2 separate regions of the Homo sapiens genome follow, and region 1 is linked to region 2. A link is an interaction called in ENCODE POLR2A ChIA-PET data of the cell type or tissue named here. Cell type or tissue: PC-3. All regions are shown on one strand. Links, peaks and the distances in the headings refer to the core of each region. The heading gives the core; the rest is flanking DNA.

Region 1 (10,648 bases), core at 2,694-6,693, 110 kb before region 2:
CGCATTATGTGTTTGAGGGATGCAAAGCAATTTAGTATAAGTGGAGCATAGATTTGAGGGGTGAGAGGTGAACTGACAGAGCTGGTCAACCAGGTCCAAGAGGAATTATGGAGTCTCCCAGCCACCTATGAAGCCCTAAAAATGAGATTCCAGGAAGCTTCAGAGCCACCCTCAGAGCTGCACCAGGGCTTGGATCTAGTCTCTATAGCTGCAACCACTTGGGTGTCTGCCGCACTGGGGTGTCAGCAGGGTAGAGAGAGAGAGGAGGAGCGTAGACAGCCTAATGTTTCAATCCCAGTTCTGCTACTTACTGACTATAGACTTGGCAATTGATTAACCATCTTGGGCCTCAGTTCTTCCTCTGTGATGAGAATAATAACTCCAAAATGCCAAGGTCAGTCTAAAGGTTAAATGGTATAATGTCCATGTAATACCTATCTCAGTACTTTACTCATAGTAATAGTTTTAATAGTAAAAATATTACCTACCATTTATTGAAAATTCAGATAAGCAGCAAAAAAAAAAAATGATTTCAAATAGAGGGAGTCATGTTTTGCCTGCACGACAAAGATGTAGAATTTCGCCATGACTGAGCCTCTCCTGCAGGTTACCACACCTAAATGTCACCTAGCTGTCAGCACTTCAGATAGACAGACCCTTTGCCTATTTTCTAGTGTGGGTCCCATCCCTGATCATTAGCCTTTGTCTAGAGTTTAGAGCTCCCTGGTCTGACATACCTTCCCACCATCATCACCTGCAAACCTGACAGCTCTTCACCAGTTCTATATTTCCTGATCATACACAATACCAAACTATCTCAGTGCCATTATGACTTATAAGGGTTGGCACTGTTCCTGAATACAATTAATTTATCTGCCAAAGACACACTTAACTGTTTCATGAGGCTCCTGATCTCTCTAGCATAAACAAACCAATGCAGAGGAAGAGAAGCCCTGATACTGAGGATGGTGAATAACTTTATCCTGAATCCTTGTCTCCTCATTATATTAACAGTAACAAAACTCTAAATTTAAAGGATACTCTGGAGTTTCAAGATATCTTTTTCCACTGTCTCTCATATGACCCTCTCCATAACCTCATCAGAGAGGCAAGACATTTTTCCCCATTTTACACATGGAAAAATATTGAACCTCAGCGAAATTAAATGACTTAGTCACATGGCCATCAAACTACAAAGACCTGAACCCAGGCCTCCTAACTCCTGGTACAAGTGCGCTCCAATATTCTACATCTGCCACCTCTCATTTTCTGCTAAAATTGACCTTCAGCAGGAGAGTTAATGACTACTCATGGGTCCAAACCCTTCCACACAAATGGTTACAAGTCTTAAATCACATGAAAATAAAGCCTGTATAGCAGTAAAGCCTAAAAATAGCTTTATTAATCTACTTCTGAAGAAGGGATTAATTCTAAAAACATTACAGAACCAACTGGATTCCCTTTTGTACCAATTGGGAGCAGATTTGGAGCCACAGCTGGTCATCATGGTATAGGAGAAATAACAAGTTTTAGATCAAAAGGATCTGGGTTCACAATCCTGACTTAGCCACTCCGCTGGATGCATCATCTTGGGCAAGTTCCTAAAGTTTTGAGTCCAATTTTTTAATCCTTAAAGTGGTTTGATCACTTCTAAGCTCAAGTGTGATTATACAACAATAAACATCACAAGCCTAGCTTGGAAATCACATAGAGGCCCTTAGCAATTGTTATCCCACTTTCCCTAGACCAGTGTTACCAAACTTTAACATGCATGAGAGCTCGTTAAAACAGTTTGGTGAGCTGCCCCATGCTCAGAGTTTCTGATTCAGTGTGTCTGGGGTGGAACCTGAGAATCTGCACTTCTAACAAGTTCACTTGGGTAAGGCTGATGCTGATGCTGCTGGCCCAGGGATCACGCTTTGAGAACCACCACTCTCAAGCCAGACAAAGGTGTCATGCAGACATTGAAATAGAAATCACTGGCTAGAAATCTCTAACCTAGAATGGTGATGCTAAGCTACTGGGTGTCAATTGCTAACAAGCAATACCAGCTAGGAAAATAGAAGAGCAAAGACCCATAATCCTGACTCCTTCATGGACTTATCAGGGTCAGAGGATTCCATGCTAGATGAGCACTTTGTCTAAGACCCCTTATAATTAAGACGTTCAGAATTTCCGACTGAAGGACCTCCCAACTCCACTTCTGGGAACATGCTGCCTTATAAATAGCCTCTGAAAATCCCTGGGAGCACCTAGACCACTGCTTCTGTGAAATCCAGCATGAATCTAATTGAAGCTGCTTAATCGAACACCAAGTTGCCCTCAGTGTGATTTTTACATCGCTGGCTCCTCAGTTGCTTCCCCACCCGGCCCTACCCCACATGCACACACAAATATACTGAATCTGAGAGTCCTTCAGGAGTGCAATTAGGACAGTCATTTAAGAGATGCACCAGCAATACCTCATTTTTACACATAGACATTTTTCTGAAAGAGAATCATGGATTTTGCTTCTTAAAGGGAATAACAACAACAAAACCCCAGAAAATACGTTAACCCTATTTTATGAAGGTGGTATAGACAGTATATCCTCTTTTGTTTCTAGATATGAAGAATACATAAAAATGTGATGAACAGGCACTGGCATATATATCACCCTATTCTTGTGAAGAAATTTGTAATATATCTCTATTTTGCTGCAGCCGATGCCACTGAGTCATCAATTTCCACTGTATTATCCAATGTTCTGCTTGGTTGGAATATTAAGCAGCCATCAGATTTTGAACTTCACGTTTCCTCACATTTGGCCCTTCACTGATCAAGCTTTGTTTCTCTGTGATTATAGATATATATCAGACCCCGGAATCAACTTTCTTTGTTTTATCAAGACCTGGTGTGTAGTAATTCTGATTTATCATTTTTACAACAGTCTCTTCCCTGCGGGCTCCAGGTCGTGATGGTGGCATTGCTACGATTTATGGTGGGGACTGTTGACGGAAAATGTATGGTCTTTTTGATTTTCCTTCTTTCCAACACCTGGTTCTTATTTTCCCAACTCTAGCTTCTGCCATTTTAAGCATTATTTACCATTCGCTGAAATGCATGGGTCTATTTGGAGGGGGACGTGTAAGGTAAAGGATGAATTTTCACAGTTGGCTATGATTTTTTCCTCTTATCAATGACCCAGTGCTGATTTTTTTTTTTTTTTATTTCCTTATGTCGTTGGGGGCCTGGAGTTCATATTCATTTCTCACTTGCTTCTTCTTATCTGACACGACTTATTAGTTCTCTGAGAAGGAAAAAGAAAATGCAGGCTGGGTTAAGTTCCTCACAGAGGTTTTTGAATTCTGCCTGTGATTCACGCTGTAGGTGGTCACCTCCCTTTCCAACCTGGATAGGTTATTTATTACTTACTGAAGGCTCCTCTCTCTCCAAGTCCCAGAGCAAGGCTAATTTTCTTTAGAGTCTAAGAAGTTATTTCAGAATAACTTGGCAAAAGGAAGAGTTTTTAAAGCCTGATAGTAATCCATTTTATTTACCAATATTGAAGAAAATTGTAAAAGATGGGGATGAAATAAGTAAAGTTGCTCACACCTGAGAAATGTTTGATTTTTGAAGACTAACGTTTAGGTTTCCCTGCCAATGCAAATCAAAAACCAATCAAAGCTGTTTTTCTACCAGAGATACCTAGAGTGCTTCCACTGTTTTTTTGCCTCCTCTCCTGCACCCAGCAGATGCACTATGAATTTCTTATAAAAATTGATTTGTATTTCCTCTTTTAACCAAGGTTTCTTTTGTTAATCTGTATACTTTTCCAAGAGGCCACGTAGTTTGTGGTAGAATTCAAATAGGAAAAATACTTAACATCCCCTCCATCTGTCCTTCTACTCATTCCTAAAAATAGAAGTCAACTTTTCAGACTAAGATTTTTAAATAAAAAATTTGGGAAATTGGTCAATTACATATGCTCTGGTAGAGATAGCTAATAACCCCCTGGATAAAGCACCCAGACATACTGATTTTCCCAGGACAGTTCCTGTTTACGCTTAGTATCCCAGTGTAATCAGTGGTAGTGGCATCTTTCACTGTCATAAGTGTGTCATTTTGGATAAAAATTATGTGGTCATACTGTCCTGTATCCACTCCCCCCATTCTTCCTTTTATTAAAAAAAAACCCTACTGACTTTTATTTGACAGGACACTTGGCTACCCATGTAGAAACTGCATTTCCAGTTTTTCCTGCAGTCTGGTATGGCCAATTATTTACATAATGAGCAAACTCGTAGTGCTTACTATTTGCCAACCACTGTCTTAGGTCCTCTACCAACTAACACATGCAATCCTCATCCCATGAGCAAGGTGCTATTCTCCCCATCCCTATTTTACAGAGGAGGAAACTGAGGAACAAAAAGGCTAGACCACTTGTACAAGTGGGATGTGCTGGGATGAGCTGGGATGTGAACCCCAATGGTCTGACTCCAGAATCTGTGCTCTGAACCTGCTACCTCGGAGTGTGACCAAGTTTCAGCTGTGAGAGGAAGTTGCATGGGCAACCTCTCCATTTAGTCCCGAAAGGGAAATGTCGTTGTCCCCAGTTCTTTCCTTTCTCTTTCACTCAAGGAGGAACAGGGACTTGGTGCTGGTGAACGCAGAAACAACTCTCCAGGAGCTGGAGAAGCCACAGACAGAGGGATCTGAAACCTGGGCCAACTTTCCCTGAACTGCCTACCTCCCTCTATCTAAGCCGCTGCCAGCCTGTACCTTAACTAATATGCATCCACATCCCCACCTCACCAAGTCCCACTTGATGCGAAAGCCTAGGCACCCATTGGAGTCAGGCAATGGGAAGATATATGTGAATATTCTATTCCAGTATCAAAATCAATCCTCTTGACCAGAAACAGACATTCCATCCCATTGGCCCCAAGAGTCCTATTCATTCTAATAGTTGCTCCCATACCATTTTTGAGGGATATTTCACCCTAGTTCTATATTTAATTCTAGATACATAGAAAAAAAATCCATGAAAGGCAAACATGAAAGAAAATATAGGTAGAGACATGCAGCCTCAGCCCTTACTTTCAAATGTCTAGGTGCCACCTGGGCCTCTTCCCCATCCTAAAGTCGTTCCAGAGCAAAGCACTCAACACAAAGGCCTTCCTTTACCACTGTATGAAACAGAACTCTCTACCCTAGCCTTGTGGCATCCCCTTTTCTCTCTCCCCTCCTTCATTTTTCTCAGCAGCACTAACCACCACCTGATATATGTTAACTTCTTCCTTTATTTATAGCCTATCCCATCTGGATTATAATCTCACTGGAGAAGGAACTGTGTCTGCTTTGGTCACTGCTTTATCCCCAGCTCCTAACTGAGCCTGATATGTCGTAGGCACTCAATAAATATTGATTGAGCAAATGAATGGAGAATAAGCAGACTGTCAACAGCTGTAACTATGTGACTTTTGGGTTACTTAACCTCTCTGGGTCCCATGATAACAGTGTCTAATAGGGTTGTTGTGAGAATTAAAAGAGATCATATATGTCAAATATAGAAACTACCTTCCAGTACATGGAAGGCCCAATATCATGTTAAGAATAACAACTAATACAGTGCTCACTCTGTTCAGACTGTGCTATGCACTACTGTTTCATTTAATAACAGCCCATGTGTTTAGAATCACCCACCTTCTGGTACCATAACAGGAGTCCTGGTTCAGCCACCACTGAACCTTGTTCTGTGCCTTGCCTTGTTCTGTCCTCTTTCTGGGATTTCCTGAGACAAACCAGACAGCAATTTCCAGAGGTAGGACAAACCCCAACCTTCTTTAGTGAAACCCAGGTCAGGAGTTGCTAGAACTGGTCTTGCCTTTGATAAACACAGCAAAATAGTATTATTTTAGGATTAGGACCATATCTGGTGTAAAAGTTAGTGGATTTGGAGCTCTGTTTGTTAAATGTCTCTCCTTTTTTTTTTTTTTTTTTTTGGTATTCCTTTAAGATCAGCATTGGCATCTTCCCACTAATAACCTGGGGTATAGTCAACTTATTCTTTCTTTCTGGACGTTAATTCAGCAGACCCTGAATAGTACAAGCAGACCCTGAGACTGAATCCTATAATCTGGAACAAAGCTACTATGTCTGACACCTAGCTAGGTCATAAGACCTCTTTCCAAAAAAAAAAGAAAAAGAAAAAAATTAGTGGAGCTAGAGTTCTGAGGATAGCAGATGTTTAAAAAACAAAGTAGCAGGACAACTTCCAAAGGGGAAAATCCACACTCAAGCTCTGTGATATCTAACTGGCCACTTGCAATGGATAGGGTCTCCTTGCCCAACCTCATGCTTCAAGACCTCAGCTCCTTTTAATTTTAACACTTACCAAACTAGAAATGATCTAGAGGATAATGACAATAAATAGTAGCAGCAGGCACAAATTTGAGTGACTACCTTATACAGGAACTATGTGCCTGTAATTGATTTTTCTAACATTATTTTTCAATCTCACAATCCTAAAAGTAAGCTACTATTATTTTTGTTGTTCTTATTCCTATTTTATAGATGGGGAAACTGCAGCTCTGAGAAGTTGTTGCTAGCACCCAAGGCCCCACAACTACTGAGGGGCAAAATGAAAATTCTAATCCAGATCTTTGTAATTCCCATGCCTACACCCTCTCCACTGGATCTTCCAACATTTAGCCCCTTATAATTCCTATGGGCAGGACATTTCACACATATATTTCTGGACACTTCAATACTAAAATGTGAAAGAACTGTTCAAACTTTACCCAACAAGAAGAATTATTTCCCCATGGGACAGCCTCTGGAATGACTGTATGATTCCATTACTCATCCCACAAATGTACCTGCAGTTATAGTTTCATTCTGTGGAATGCTGGGGAACCCTGCCTGTATCTCTAGCATAGCCATTAGTATTAGAAATGTCTTACTAGTAAGCTCCTCTTTGTATTTTACCATGTATTGGGTGGCTATTTCAGAATGGGTCAAAAGCAAACAACTTTACCTTATTTCCCTGAACCTCAACGTACACATCCTCTGATTATACACCGGCCCAGATAAATGAAATCAGAGACATAAAAGTAGATTCATCCTGAAACTCCCTAATCTCATAAGTAGTTTTTGTTGACAAAAGTTTTTGTTAGTGAGGTTCCCCCTCAAAACCTGCCAATGTTATAATTGACAGGCTAAAGTTAGTGTATTCCAGGTCTGGACAATTTTAACGGTCATCCCCTTAGCCCTGGTTTAATATACAGTGCTGGAAAACAGGCCAGAAAGTGAGTATCTTAGATATACTGATATAGTACATGCAGCAGAACATTTAAAAAAAAAAAAAAACTTACCCAAGGAATTCAAATCCTATCACAAATGCCTTTTTCTTTTACTTTAAAAACAAAGTAAAAAAATAAAACTTGAGTACAAAGGTGGCCAGGCTTGGCTGACAGGGTTGATAATACTGGGATTTAACAACATGGTTGTTCACAACCTATAAACCTACTTCTATTAGTTTTATAATTATAAAACGATTACCCCCAAACTCTATAGAAGTATAACCTGTTGGAGGCTCTGGCTTCACATTTGCATTATCTGAGGGGATTTTTTAAAAAAATAATGATACCTGGGGTCCTACCCTTAGAAATTCTGACATAATTTGTCTGAGATGGGGTCTAGGCATCAGTGCTGGTTAAAAGCACCCCAGTTGATTCTAATGTGCAGCCAGTGCTGGAAGCCATTATTCTTGGCAACTCTCTATTGAGATTCAGCCACTTCTCTGTCCCCATCACATAGCTGTAACTTGCCTCCAGTCAAATAAAACTTCAGATAAAATCTCTTACTGCCGAATTTCTTTCTCTTTTATTCTAACTGGTGTGTTCAATTTTTGCCTAATTATTCACCTACTTTCTTCGGATTGGGCCCAAGGTATACTTTTTTTGTGACAACCCAAAATTCTCTCCACACTATGACAACACTAATTCATTGGATAATCCCTTAAAATATCACACCCACTTTTATTGTTCATAAATGGCAGGTTAGAGGGACATAGATTCACTTCTGACTGATGACTAAGTGAAAGCAAGTGACTACAAATTCCCTATCCTCAGTTTGCAAAACAGAGACTGTAATATTTAATATTTTTGAAATCTCAAAAAAACTATAGTACAACACAATCTGAATTCAAATCACAGTCTTCTGTCAACTGAATTCGAATCACAATCTGCTGTGTGACATTTAGCAAATCATGATCCCTCTCAGAGCCTATGCTTACTCAGCTACAAAGCAATGGATTTCTTCCTCCCAGAGTAGATGTTGAGGCTAGGATTCTCTTGTAATGTTGAAGAAGTTCTGTATCTAAAGTCAGGAGTAACTAACTACTGGTGAGTGCAGTGACATTAATCAGTTGGTGGTGCTTGAAACTATATTCTCTTGCCACCCACCAAAAGAGCCCTATTCAAATTTTGTTCAAAGCAAGAGAAGAATAGAGTTCTTACATTTCATAATCAGGGAAAAGTACCTTCACTCCTCCTTTGAAAGTCCTATATATGTACTTATAACACAGAGAAGACTCAAGTCCTGTAAATTAGACATTTATTTCAGAATTTGCATTTTCACTGAAATAAATATTTTATAGATTCCAAAAAAAAAAAAGAAATAGAGGGCACCTGAAACAACCTCTTCATTTATTCTTCTATATACATATGAAACTAGACTATCCAGGAAAATATAGAATAGCTCGTTGTTCTTTAAATATATTAGCAGATGGGTTTTAGCAACTTCACTTGATCTAAGGCTTCCATGGTGGATTTGTTGAGTAATCTTCACTCAAATCAACCCAAATTCTGATTGTGCTAGTTTCCTCTCAGAGGCCTATGATTCATTTGCCTGTGTATCCTCAAAAGATTTTATTAATACTAAAGAGCCCTGATTCCTTTAGGCCTTCCCCATAGGACCTCAACTTCTAAAATTTCCTTTGAACCTCCACCAAGCTCCACAAATTTCCTACCTCTGCCTTATGTTTTAGAGTCTCTTCTGAGCTCCAGGACAACTGCTTCTAAGACATCTCCTCCTGGACATCAAACTCAACATGTTCCTGCCATGCTATCCTCTTCCAGTGTCTGTCTATGTTCATAAATGTCACCACCACCCACTCATCTCCACAGTCAAATGTTCACCAAGAACTTTGTACCCTAAATATGTTGTGAATTCTTCCACTTCTTTCCATTTCCACTATCCCCAGTGCAAAGACTATTCTCTTTGGATACTATAACAGCTCCCAGCTGATCCCTCAAGATCCATGCTCTGCCCAGTAGCCAGAGTAATCTTTTAAAAACGTATATCAGACCACAGCACTTTCCTATATAAAACCCATCAGTGACTCCTCAGGGTCCTCATAATAAAGATCCATGTACTTAACAGGGCCTTCAAGATCCTGTGTGACAAAACCCCCTACCCTCTACAGTCAAATCAATAATCACAAGTATGCAACTATAGCTACATTAAGTGCTATGAAGAAAAATGAAGAGCTACAAGAGTGTAAAAAGAAGGACTCTGAAACTGCCTTCCTATTTTCCTCTGGTGGAGCTCTTTTTGCTTCATGGCTGAATCCTCCTCTGTTTGTCCCATAAATGTCTGCATGCCAGACTTCCGTCCTTATCACACTGCTCTTCTCATGTACGCTCTCTCTTCCTGTGCCAAGGACTCCCACATCTGAATCTTCAGGCCTCATTTTCCAGCTGCCTCTTGGATATCTCCCAGATGTTCTGTAGGCACCTAAAAGGGTGCATTCCCAACCAGATTAAATGTCTTTCTCCAATTCCTCTTCTGCTGTTACCTCTCACCATTCACCTGAACTAGAAAATAAACACCCCTGAGATTTTTTTCTCCCTTTCCCTCACTCCCACAACCAAGCAGGAGTTCTGGCATTCTGCCTTCTAAACATCTTGTAACTTGGCATGTTCTCCATGCCCAAATGCCACTACTTTTGTTCAGACATGTGTTATCTCTCCCCTGCATTAGGGCTGCAGTCTCTTCCCTGGATTTTTTGCCTCCAGTCTCCCCTAACTTTGATCATTTGCTTTGCTGCCACCATGTTCAATGTGGCCATGTCATGGCCCTGCTTAAAAGCTTCTAGTGCCTTTAAAATAAAGCCCACATTCATTAGCTTCATAATCAGATCCTGCCTATCTCTCCTCTTTTTTTTTCTTTTTCATTCATTCTTTTCACAAGTATTCACTGATCACCTACTATGTAGATGGAGCAGAAAACATTGCTACATTTATTAAGCCCATCCCCAGGTGCTGCAATATACCCACACATTTGGCCTCCAGTAACTTGAAATCTCATCATTTTCTGCACATTTCATGTTCTTTCAGGCTTTCATGTAATACCTCCATGGGCTGCAAGACTTTTCCTTCCTCTCAAACATATTTGTACTCCTTATAAAGACTCAACACTCAAATGTAACCTCCATGAAGCCTTGTGAGAGTTCCACAGGCAGAATTAGGCACACTCCTTGGCACATCAAACCACTTTGAACACATCTCTTCCACACATCTGTCTCCATCACTAAACTGGGAGCCCTTCAAGAGCAGGGTACCATCTTCTTCCAGTGCATATCCTGAATAAATGTTACTGATCA
Region 2 (10,648 bases), core at 2,613-6,612:
ACTCCATCTCAAAAAAAAAAAAAAAAGAAAAGAAAACTGCAAATTCATCCACTGTAGGGTAGGTTCTTAAGCCAACTAACAACAAAAAAAAAAAGTGAAAAGGAAAGAATCTTGGCCAAAAGTAAAGAGCAGTTCAGAGAAGATAAAAGAGCAAAAATCTGACTGCTCGGAGAGTCACCATGGTTATGGAGAGGGCTCCAGTACACTGAGTTGCCAAATTATCTCGGAGATTGAGCTTATCAATTCACACAGCTTCAGGTATTTAGCCTGGCCAGAGTTTTATTCAAAACAAAGGTTAATTAAAAAAAAAAAATAGAAAGTACTCTCATGCTCCCTTCCCCTACTTCATCCTGCCAACCTATCAAAAAAAAAAAATCAGTAAGTCTCCTTGGCCAACTGAATGATTTTAATATCATTATAAAGTCTTAATAGTTTGTTCTGGATGTGCTAGTAAAGCCACCATGCAAAGGATTTAAGGCAGCGTGAAATTATCAGGAGAATGAAAACCCAGTAGCATCTCCCAAAGCTATTATAGAAGGCATGGTTCAAGAAAGGAATATCCCCAATCACAAAAGAGGAAAAGAGAGTCAGGGCTGCAAAGGAGAGCAAAAAATATCTACAAATGGTTACTGCAACTGGTCAATTAAATTTAGCCTTTCTTCTAGTGTTTAAATTACCAAATCATTTTACACATTTATACAAGGGCAGAAATGTTTGCAACAAACTCTGAAGCAAACCAGATTGTCATTTTTTTCTCAGGGAGCCTAATAATTCAACTCCTCATTCAAATAACATTGCATATTTATGAGGCTGGAGTCTAATTAAATTACATCAGTCATCAATCTGATTTTGCTAAATTTTCTTTTCACATAACTATTAATGGAAATATGTGAACCCCCAAATATGAGCCTTTAAATATTGAGTTATTAGCACTGTGTTTTCTAAAGAAACCCTCTTACAGGTACCCCAAATGTGCTGCACCTTGCACATCCCCTTTCTGCTGCACATCTGTTTTTCTTCCACATTCTTTCTTCTGCCATCCCGTATCCCACCCTACCACTCCCAGAATCCAAATGGCAGAAAAGTGTGAATGAGCACAAACCAATCTTGTTATTACTACCATTTCCTTCTGCTTACTCTCAAAATAAGTTTCATAAGAGAGAATTAGGTCACTTATAAAATTACAAAAAGAGTCCTTCATCCAAAATCATTCACCAAGTGGAAGCTTCAAAAACATTAACTGAGGGCATCATGACAACTCTGGCCTGACCTTGGGCCTTCATCTCCACTGGGTTCAGAATATTGGGTCTAACTTTTAGAATACAGCTTCCTATTTTATCTCAATGGTATGTAAACACTCTATAGCAGAAACTATTTTATTTAACACAGTGAAAATGAAATGAATAATTTCTGTGTAGTGAAAAAGATGTCTCTCAACTAGAGATACTCAACTCTCATAAAACAAGTCACAAAACTGCCTCTGATAGCAACAAATGTATGCAGTCTAGCAGCTAAGAAATAGGTAAGCCAGCATTCTCTTACCAGTTTCACCCCCTCGTACGCATTGCCTAGAAAAACTTACCCTCATCTTCCTTATTTCAAGCCTCAACTGTAGAATAGAATCATTCTATTTTCTTTAGTTTATCATATAGTATGCTACAAAACTCCTCTTGCACCATAACTTATAATCCTCTTAAAATACATAGATTATCTCAAATAGTTATGATTCTGAAGCCCCACTCCTGAGGCTAGAAAATTCTACTCTTGGTTCAGTTCCTCGCATTTTATTTTATTTATTTGTTTATTTATTTATTTATTTATTTATTTATTTATTTATTGAGACAGGGTCTCACTCTGTCGCCCAGGCTGGAGGGCAGTGGTACAATCTTGGCTCACTGCAACCTCCGGCTCCTGGATTCAAGCGATTCTCTTTCCTCAGCCTCCTGAGTAGCTGGAATTACAGGCACATGACACCACGCCTGGCTAATTTTTGTATTTTTAGTAGAGACAGAGTTTTGCCATGTTGGCCAGGCTGGTCTCAAACTCCTGACCCCAGGTGATCCACCTGCCTCTCCCTCCCAAAGTGCTGGGATTATAGGGGTGAGCCACCACACCCGGCCCCTACCATTTTATATTTTATATTCATCTTACACTGGCAGTATAATTTTAAAACTCAAAATTCTCATAAAAACCTGGCTTTAATCTCTCTTTTCAACAATTGAACCATCATATTCCTTTACAGTTGGTTCAAAGGAAATTCTAAAAATTATAAAACTCAAGTGATCATTTTGGGGGAACAAAACAAAGGGGCAATTAGATTAAACAGCATTGAAATAAACTGCAAAATCCAAATGAAATCTCTCAGAGGTTTGTGCAAAATTATTAATAGTTTTGAAACAAGCAGTTAAAACTAAACTGAAGGAGTGTGGGCCCTTCAGGTGTCCAAAGTTATACACCTGCACACATTTTATAAATACACACTCATGCCTCTTTACTGACTTAGTCCTCTCTTTGAGTAAAGCCATTCTTCTTCGGCATAAGTACACACAAATGACTGTGTTTCTCAACAGGGGCTGTTTCTGTGTCCGTCCCACTGATCTCAACTAAACCTCCGGAACCATTAGGAACACAGACCAAATGTACACTCAGGTGCAACTGAACATACCTAGGCTGTCCAACAACAACAAATGAGATTATTTAATGAATTTTCATGTATATGGAAGTCTGTGACTGATAGCATTGATTAAAACCAACCAAGCATAAGGGCTACTGGCGTTCAACATCTAAACTTCCTAAAATATAGCCCGATCCCACCCTAAAACCTAATATCCTGCTTTTTAACATTTCTGAGTAGACAGATGTATTTTTTTTTTCTGGTTTCCCTGCACACCTTCTGTAGAATTCCCATTGCTTCCTTTGCATGGGAAGGTTGGCAGAAACATTTATGTCTGGAATTCTAGAAAACCAAAAGACAAAAGTGGCTAGCAATAGTAAAGTCCTCCCTCATAAAACAGCTGCTGATTCTGGGGTTTTTTTCTATTGTTTACCTTGTTGTTTAATCTGAAGAAACATTATTGTCTCCTTAGAAATGGCCACCAGATCAAAATGGTCAAAAAGATATCAGAGCTTCTGGATTCTCCACAAACATCCACTCTCTTTGATGAAGTTTCCCCACCAATGGTCTTTCACAATTGAAAATCTCTCATCTATTGCGGCTACAAAGGCCAGAAATCATAGGCAGAAAGCAAGATCATTATCTAGTTTAAAGACAACCCTATGCCTGTAAAAACTGAAAGGAAGCCCTATATGAAAATATATATAATGCTGGAAGTAGCCCCCAATTGTAGCATTTGGAAATAGCCCTGCTATCTCCCTATTGTTTAATCAAAATGACCTCCTGCTTCCCAGTTTCTCATGTCTGGGACTCACATTGCTCTCCACTACCTGAGTCCCATCCCCAAAGACTCTGATTTAATTGGATTGGGGTTAGTATTTTTAAGCATTCCAAGTGATTCTATGCAGCCATATTTGAAAGTCACTGTCTCTTCTCTTAACTTGTCCACTGCTCTTTCCCTAAAAGTAAAAAAAGAATGATGGCTTCCAGCTTCATCCATGTCCCTACAAAGGACATGAACTCATCCTTTTTTATGGCTGCATAGTATTCCATGGTGTATATGTACCACATTTTCTTAATCCAGTCTATCACTGATGGACATTTGGGTTGGTTCCAAGTCTTTGCTATTGTGAATAGTGCCGCAATAAACATACGTGTGCATGTGCCAAACACCGCATGTTCTCACTCATAGGTGTGAATTGAACAATGAGAACACTTGGACACAGGAAGGGGAACATCACACACCGGGGCCTGTCATGGGGTGGGGGGAGGGGGAGGGGGAGGGATAGCATTAGGAGACATACCTAATGTAAATGACGAGTTAAAGGGTGCAGCACACCAACATGGCCGATGTATACATATGTAACAAAACTGCACGTTGTGCACAGGTACCCTAGAACTTAAAGTATAATAAATAAATAAATAATAAAAAATTAAAAAAGAACTAGATCTGAGAGCTCATTAGGCTTTCCTTATCTAAATTCTACAGGTTATTCAATTAAGTAGCTAGTGAAATACTTTGTTGCAGGCCCAAGTCATTTGGATATTAAAACAAAATTGAGGATAAGTGAACGAGACTTGGTCTCAAGTATTGTACAAAAAAAAAAAATTAGAAAGTTGTAGCTAGCTTTCCTTGCCCTAAAAATATGCTGGTGAGCTTGGGCATATTTACTGTCACAATACATTGTTTAGGAAATGAAAATCTGAATCTAGCACCATCTATTCACTGGTAAATGATAAGGTATAATTAGCTTGTGATGTCAGGCAATGAAGTAATGACGTATCCCTAAGTCATTCATTCAACCAAGACATTTGGATCTCCCTAAACAAAACTAAAATCATAACGTAATAGAAAATCACAATGCAGATAACTTGAGGAAGAAAATGAAAGATGAAGGGATGACCAGCCCCTGTCATAAAAAGAAGCTTTCTCATTTTAAATTGCAGCAAAATTCCTCTTTACTAAGAGTTGTATGAAATCATTTCTTTAAGTTAAAGTGTCTTTTTTCCAAAATCTTATTACGTTTTATGAGCTTTGGAATGCCCAGGCAATGTAGTGTTCTACTTTTATTTCTGGATTTAAAAAAATAAGGCAGTGGAGCATTCATTCAGATTAAGTTCTTCGACTTTATTGTAAAGCAGATCAAGGTTTGGATCCTGGCTCTGTACTTAAAGCTGAGAGGCCTGGAGCAAAGAACAAACATGTCTCCAGAGCGCTCATCTCTAAGCTAAGACAATAATATCATCCACCTCATAGAGATGTGAGGATTAACTGCAGTGACGCATGAACACTCAACAACCTTGACTGGCGTTATTACTTATTGTTGCTGTTATAAATTATCTCCATTTTACAGATGATGACATTCAGGCACAGAGAAGTAAATAGCTGGCCAATGCCCACACAGCTAGGTAGTGATAGAACCAAGCCATCTAATTTAAAATATGCTTTGAAAAATGTTAACTAGAGTAATGCCCTCATGGAACAACCTGTAAACATCCACACCAAAAAAAAATATGCATCTGGAACAAATATTGTGCTCTAAGGGATTAAAACTGAAAAACCTAAATAATGTGGTTCCAGAGTCTACATTCTTAATACCCTCTTAGCATTTTTAATATTCTATAATTTCTAGAGTTTCTAATAAGAAATTCTGTGTGTGTTAAGTTTACACAGCTTTTTGCAGCTGATAAAAGCTTATACATATGTCATCTTATGTTAGCATTGCTGGTCTGGAAGAAGCCAAACAGAGGTAGTTATTGTTCCTCTCTTACGCTTGAGGACACTGAGGCTCAGAGGGTTAATGCCCTGCAGAAGGATACCATACTGATGAGTAGCAAACTTGAGACTCAAACCCCTACATCCTGACGTCCCAGCCAGCATTATCCGCCAGAAAACATGTTTACGGTACCCAAAATATACTGAAGTTTTGAGATGATCACGCCTAAGAAAAAAAACAAGTCCCTATCTTCAAGGCAGGGAGGGCTCAAAACACCACAGAGAGCATTTTCCTCTTAGGAAAGTTATTAGTAATTAACAAGCTTCATAATGACATGTTATGACATGGTTAGGTAAATTACTCCAGAAGCAGTAGAAGGAAACAAATGTCACATTCTACAAGTCCTGGCCAATGCCAAGGATTCACTTGGAAGGTTAACTAAGATGGAGCTCATTATGCTGTATTAGGTATCAGAGTATTTTGTCTTCTTGAAGATAAAACCTTGGTGACTGATATTACCATAACTTGAGGGCAGGAAGAGAGATCTGATATACAGACCATGAGGCACTTTGAAAACCCTAGACATATAATGCTCTTTACCTTGACATTTCCCATCCTCTAATGATCCATCTACCCAGTATTTTTAGGTCAAAAAAATATATATGATACAATGCTGCTTCATGGGTCAAACCACGGTCTCTGCTGGTATTTTAATACTGCATCATTATCAACAGAATACGTAAATCACTCGCATCTTAAGCATTTAGGCAAATGGGGAATTTTGCTTAGAATTTCAGACTGTGCCCAAAAGTAAAGATGTTCAATGCACTGATTTCTGTGCCAAGCCTAGTGGCTGGAACATTGGCTTGGATGCATACACATAGCTCAGCAAGATGGTTGGCAAAGACAGTTGGAAGAGAAGGCAGCGCTTTTTATTCTTATTTCTGTTTCATGAACAAGAAAATCACATGCCAGCCTGAAAGACAAGCCACTTCTGTGAGTTTATGTCAATTTGGGGGTAGCACTATCTTCTACTGGATAAAAATTGAACCTAGCAGAAAGACACACCTTTGGAAACCATGGAGACTTCAGTTTGGGCATTTTAATCAGATCTTTGCTCTCAGACAGTGGTGCTCTTGTAAGTGGCAAGAAGCTGGAGGAATGAGATCCTTTAAAGAGAACTTGTTCTTGAACTGTGATGGGAAAGTTTGCTCTAACTGCACAAAGGATAAAATACGCAAAAACTGTGAGCATGGAAGGAGTAATTTGCCCATCTGCAGACCCAAGGCTTGTATTTCTATAAAGTGTTTATGGGCTATGTAAATACATCCTACATCTTACTCAGTTATTGCAATCAGCATTTCCCTAACAACAGACAAATGTGATAGGCAGACTTTCCAGGAAAACATCAGGCTGACACAGTGGCTCACTCCTGTAATCCCAGCACTTTGGGAGGCTGAGGCTTGCAGATCATTTGAGCGCACAAGTTCGAGACCAGCCTGGGCACCATGGTGAAACCCTGTCTCAGCTACTCCAGAGGCTGAGGCAAGAGAATCGCTTGAACCCAGGAGGCGGAGGTTGCAGTGAGCCAAGATCACGCCATTGCACTCCAGCCTGGGCGGCAAGAGCGAAACTCCATCTCAAAAAAAAAAAAAAAAAAAATAGGAAAACAAAATATCTGGAGAAGAGACAGGCTTAGGATTCAGTATTCCAAGCTCACAAAACCAGTTTGTAGTCATGGATATCTTTGTCCCTGTTAATAAATCATTTTCAGGGGTATATGTATGTCTGTCAAATGTCGGTGTTCAATATTTTCAGGAAATTGAGTGTTTATAGGATTTAATTCATCATGCCTTACATATGCTAGGTACTTGATAACTATTCATTAATTCAATTTGATTGATCTAACTTAAAATATACTTTGAAAAATGTTAATAGAGTAATGCCCTCATGGAACAACCAGTAAACATCCACACCAAAAAAGTACGCATTTGAAACAAATATTGTGCTCTAAGGAATTAAAATTGCAAAGTAAATTAATCCCTTAAAGATTTATATGAATAATTTTAATTCCTTGAATGGTACCTTTTCAAATCCAATCTAAAATGTCCAATATGTTTGCAATCTGATATAATCCAATGAGTTTTAATAAGCAAAATAGTTCTTGCCAGTAGAACCAAAACCCAGTTATTCCATTTTTGTAACCTTCTGTGTAAAGGAATGGGCTGAACTAATTTTTTCTGAATTTTTTATATTTAATCAACAACATCATTGCCAAAGAAAACCACTTTTCAGAAGTCTCTCTATCCTGGTTTATAACTTATAATCAAAAACTGGAATTTTGCATCTGATGGGCTTTAGTGTGTAACACTATACTGTCATATTTTTTATGCTATAGTTAAAAGTAAAAGATAGTTTCCATTATAAAAATTTTCCCATAGTCTGATTACCCAGTGAAAAACATTTTTCTATAAAAATGGTCTTCATAATTCATAAGCTAGAAATTATTGTGGGTAATTTTTTAAAGAACATCAAAAAAGTTTTGGTGGGTCTAGTAGCATCAGTTGGCTTTAGGTACATGTACAGGATAAGGCAGTATGATAATAATGTCCCACACAAACAAGGAAATCACTTAACAACAACAAAAAAGCCTTGAGGCCTGAAACTCTGACAACTTACTTATCCTTACCCAGTTTGGGCTACATGGATTGATTTCAGCTACAGCCTGTTCCAAGCAGCAGGAAGAAATAGAAATGGGGCATAATATAAGACCTGGAATAATCCTGTAAGCTTGAAATAGCACAGATATATCACAGTGGATTTTAGAAAGATATACCTTAGCTCTGGTTTTAGACCCTTGATCCTCCAGAAGCCAAAGATGCTTGGAAATCTGATCTGCCCTGACAGTGAAGCAACCCTCTATGACCTTCCCAAAACCCTGCTGTGACCGTGTCTCAGAGGCCAGCACACTTCACCCTGAACTGTGAGCTTCCTTTAATTGCAGACTTTACTTTCATATTCCTTTGGGTCCTGGTTTGGGGAACTTCTCTGTCTGTTTTGTTCTGAAAACTGGACACTACCCAAATGTCATCCACAGGGAATTGGTTCAATGAAATGTGTTAGATCTAAACAATAGAGGATCTTCTGCCTTTAAAAAGAATGGTTTAGATTGATACATACAGACAAAAATCCAAGGTATATTAAGTTTAAAAAAAGAAAAAGCCCTTTATTTCTTTCTCTTGTCTGATTGCTCTGACTAGGACTTCCAGTACTGTGTTGAAGAGGAGTGGTGAGAGTGGGCATCATTGTCTTGTTCCAGTTTGCAGACGGAATGCTTTCAACTTTTCCCCACTCAGTGTTATGTTGGCCATGGGTTTGTCACAATAAAATAATGCTTTTAGTACATTGAGGTATGTCCCTTAAATGCCAATTTTGCTGAAAGTTTTAATCCTAAAGGGATGCTGGATTTTGTCAAATGCCTTTTCTGCATCTATTGAGATGATCATGTGATTTTTGTTTTTAATTCTGTTTATGTAGTGTATCATATTTATTGACTTGTGTATATTAAACCATCCCTGCAAGTGATATGAAACCCACTTGATCATGGTGGATTATCTTTTTGATAAGTTGTTGAATTTGGTTAGCTACTATGTTGTTAAGGATTTTAGCATCTATGTTCATCAGGATATTGGTCTGTAGTTTTCTTTTTTGGTTACGGCATTTGCAGCGACCTGGATGAGATTGGAGACTATTATTCTAAGTGAAGTAACTCAGGAATGGAAAACCAAACATTGATGTTCTCGCTGATATATGGGAGCTAAGCTATGGGGATGCAAAGGCATAAGAATGATACAATGGACTTGGGGGGAAGGGTGGAGAGAGGATGAGGGATAAGACTACAAATATGGTGCGGTGTATACTGCTCAGATGATGGGTGCACCAAAATCTCACAAATCACCACTAAAAAATTTACTCATGTAACCAAATATCACTAGTACCCCAGTAACCTACGAAGAAGAAAAAAAAGAAAAGGCAATTTGCTGTAAAAAGTTGTAAATCTATATGTATGTATGTGCTAATATATGCATGGGGGAAAAAATCTGCTGGAAGCTACACTAAAGGATGAATGGTGGTCATCTGCAGGCAATTTATGACAAAAAAGAAAGAAAATAACTTTCATTTTTATTTTATACATTCTTTTCATTTAAAAATTATTGTGTATAAATTTTGTAACAAGAAAAATATTGTGTATAAGACAATGAAAAAAGATTGATAAAAACTTTAAGATGTTTTATAATAAACATGCTAAGGTGAATCAAGTCTGAAAAAATGGTTGAACCCCCATTCAACCATTTAGAAATTTAGAAATCCATGAGCTGCTAAAATTGTATGAAAATGTTTCTTGCATGTGTATTTTCTGGAAAGAAGCTCCATACTTTCTATGAGATTCTCACAGGAGTCTGGGACCCAAAAGAAGGTCATGAACTATGACCCTAGCCAAAACTAAGATAGCTATTCCATCCCTCCATTCGTTTTTATTATCATTTTATCATGAAACATTTTATTACTAATTTCATAGTTCCCACCAAAGGTAAAGTCTATGCTAAGCATAAAAGCTGTGGGTCTTAGTCTTACCCTCACTTAGAGGAGTTCCCATTGACTTAGGAGCAGTCCTAAGTGCACAAGAAACCATATATGGCTGTTCTCGGTAAAAGAAAACTCCTAACAGGCACTAAAAGCCTGTAATCATTCAGGACTTGAGGATAGTTGTCCAAGACACAGACAGTCCTATTTTCTCTATAGAGATGGTTGATTTGTGAAATGACAGATGGGGGTTAGAGGAGTGGGGAGGGGCAGAGAAGAAGAAGTCATGTTTGCACTTGAATTAAGGGAACAGAGTTGAGTGAGTTGGGTTAATTTAATCAGTAAAACAAGATTCAATACATTATCTATCAACCTTAAATTGTTTGAAAGAAATCTTTAATCATAAAAGTGCATTTAAATATACAGCAAAATGCTTGACACCATGCTCTATATTAATAGAGCATAAATATTAGGCAGCAAAACTGCCTACATTGGTGTTAGGATTTAGGTAAAAACTTGGCTTCTGATGACTTGTAAACTGAATATTCCCAAATCCCTAGGAATTACATGAGTCCACAGAATGTTTTACCATTTCTACCTTGACTCCTTTGACATTCTCCAGAATCAGGTCTAGTACAGAGTTTAAGATCAATAACAATTTGTGATTTAAGTGAGGGGTCATGGGCAATACCTGCACTGGCAAAATGAGGGACATTATTGGTGAAAATTAGGA

What was found. Peaks named below come from ENCODE experiments on the same cell type or tissue, not always from the same donor. Only the 100,000 strongest peaks of a DNase experiment are listed, where the experiment ranks them.
Region 1: POLR2A ChIA-PET joins it to region 2 with 5 read pairs; 2 of 35 experiments call an interaction of 5 or more read pairs at or near these places.

The regions. Positions count from the first base shown.
Region 1 is chr3:169,530,384-169,541,031 of GRCh38, forward strand. All of the region lies in intron 1 of MECOM (MDS1 and EVI1 complex locus), which reads right to left. Among named protein-coding and RNA genes, the nearest start is that of MECOM-AS1, 88 kb to the left of the region's middle. In PC-3, for the core only: no CTCF peak of the experiment used is centred there; a DNase peak (open chromatin) is centred at 4,248.
Region 2 is chr3:169,642,437-169,653,084 of GRCh38, forward strand. All of the region lies in intron 1 of MECOM (MDS1 and EVI1 complex locus), which reads right to left. Among named protein-coding and RNA genes, the nearest start is that of MECOM, 16 kb to the right of the region's middle. RefSeq lists an enhancer at 10,511-10,648. In PC-3, for the core only: no CTCF peak of the experiment used is centred there; no DNase peak of the experiment used is centred there.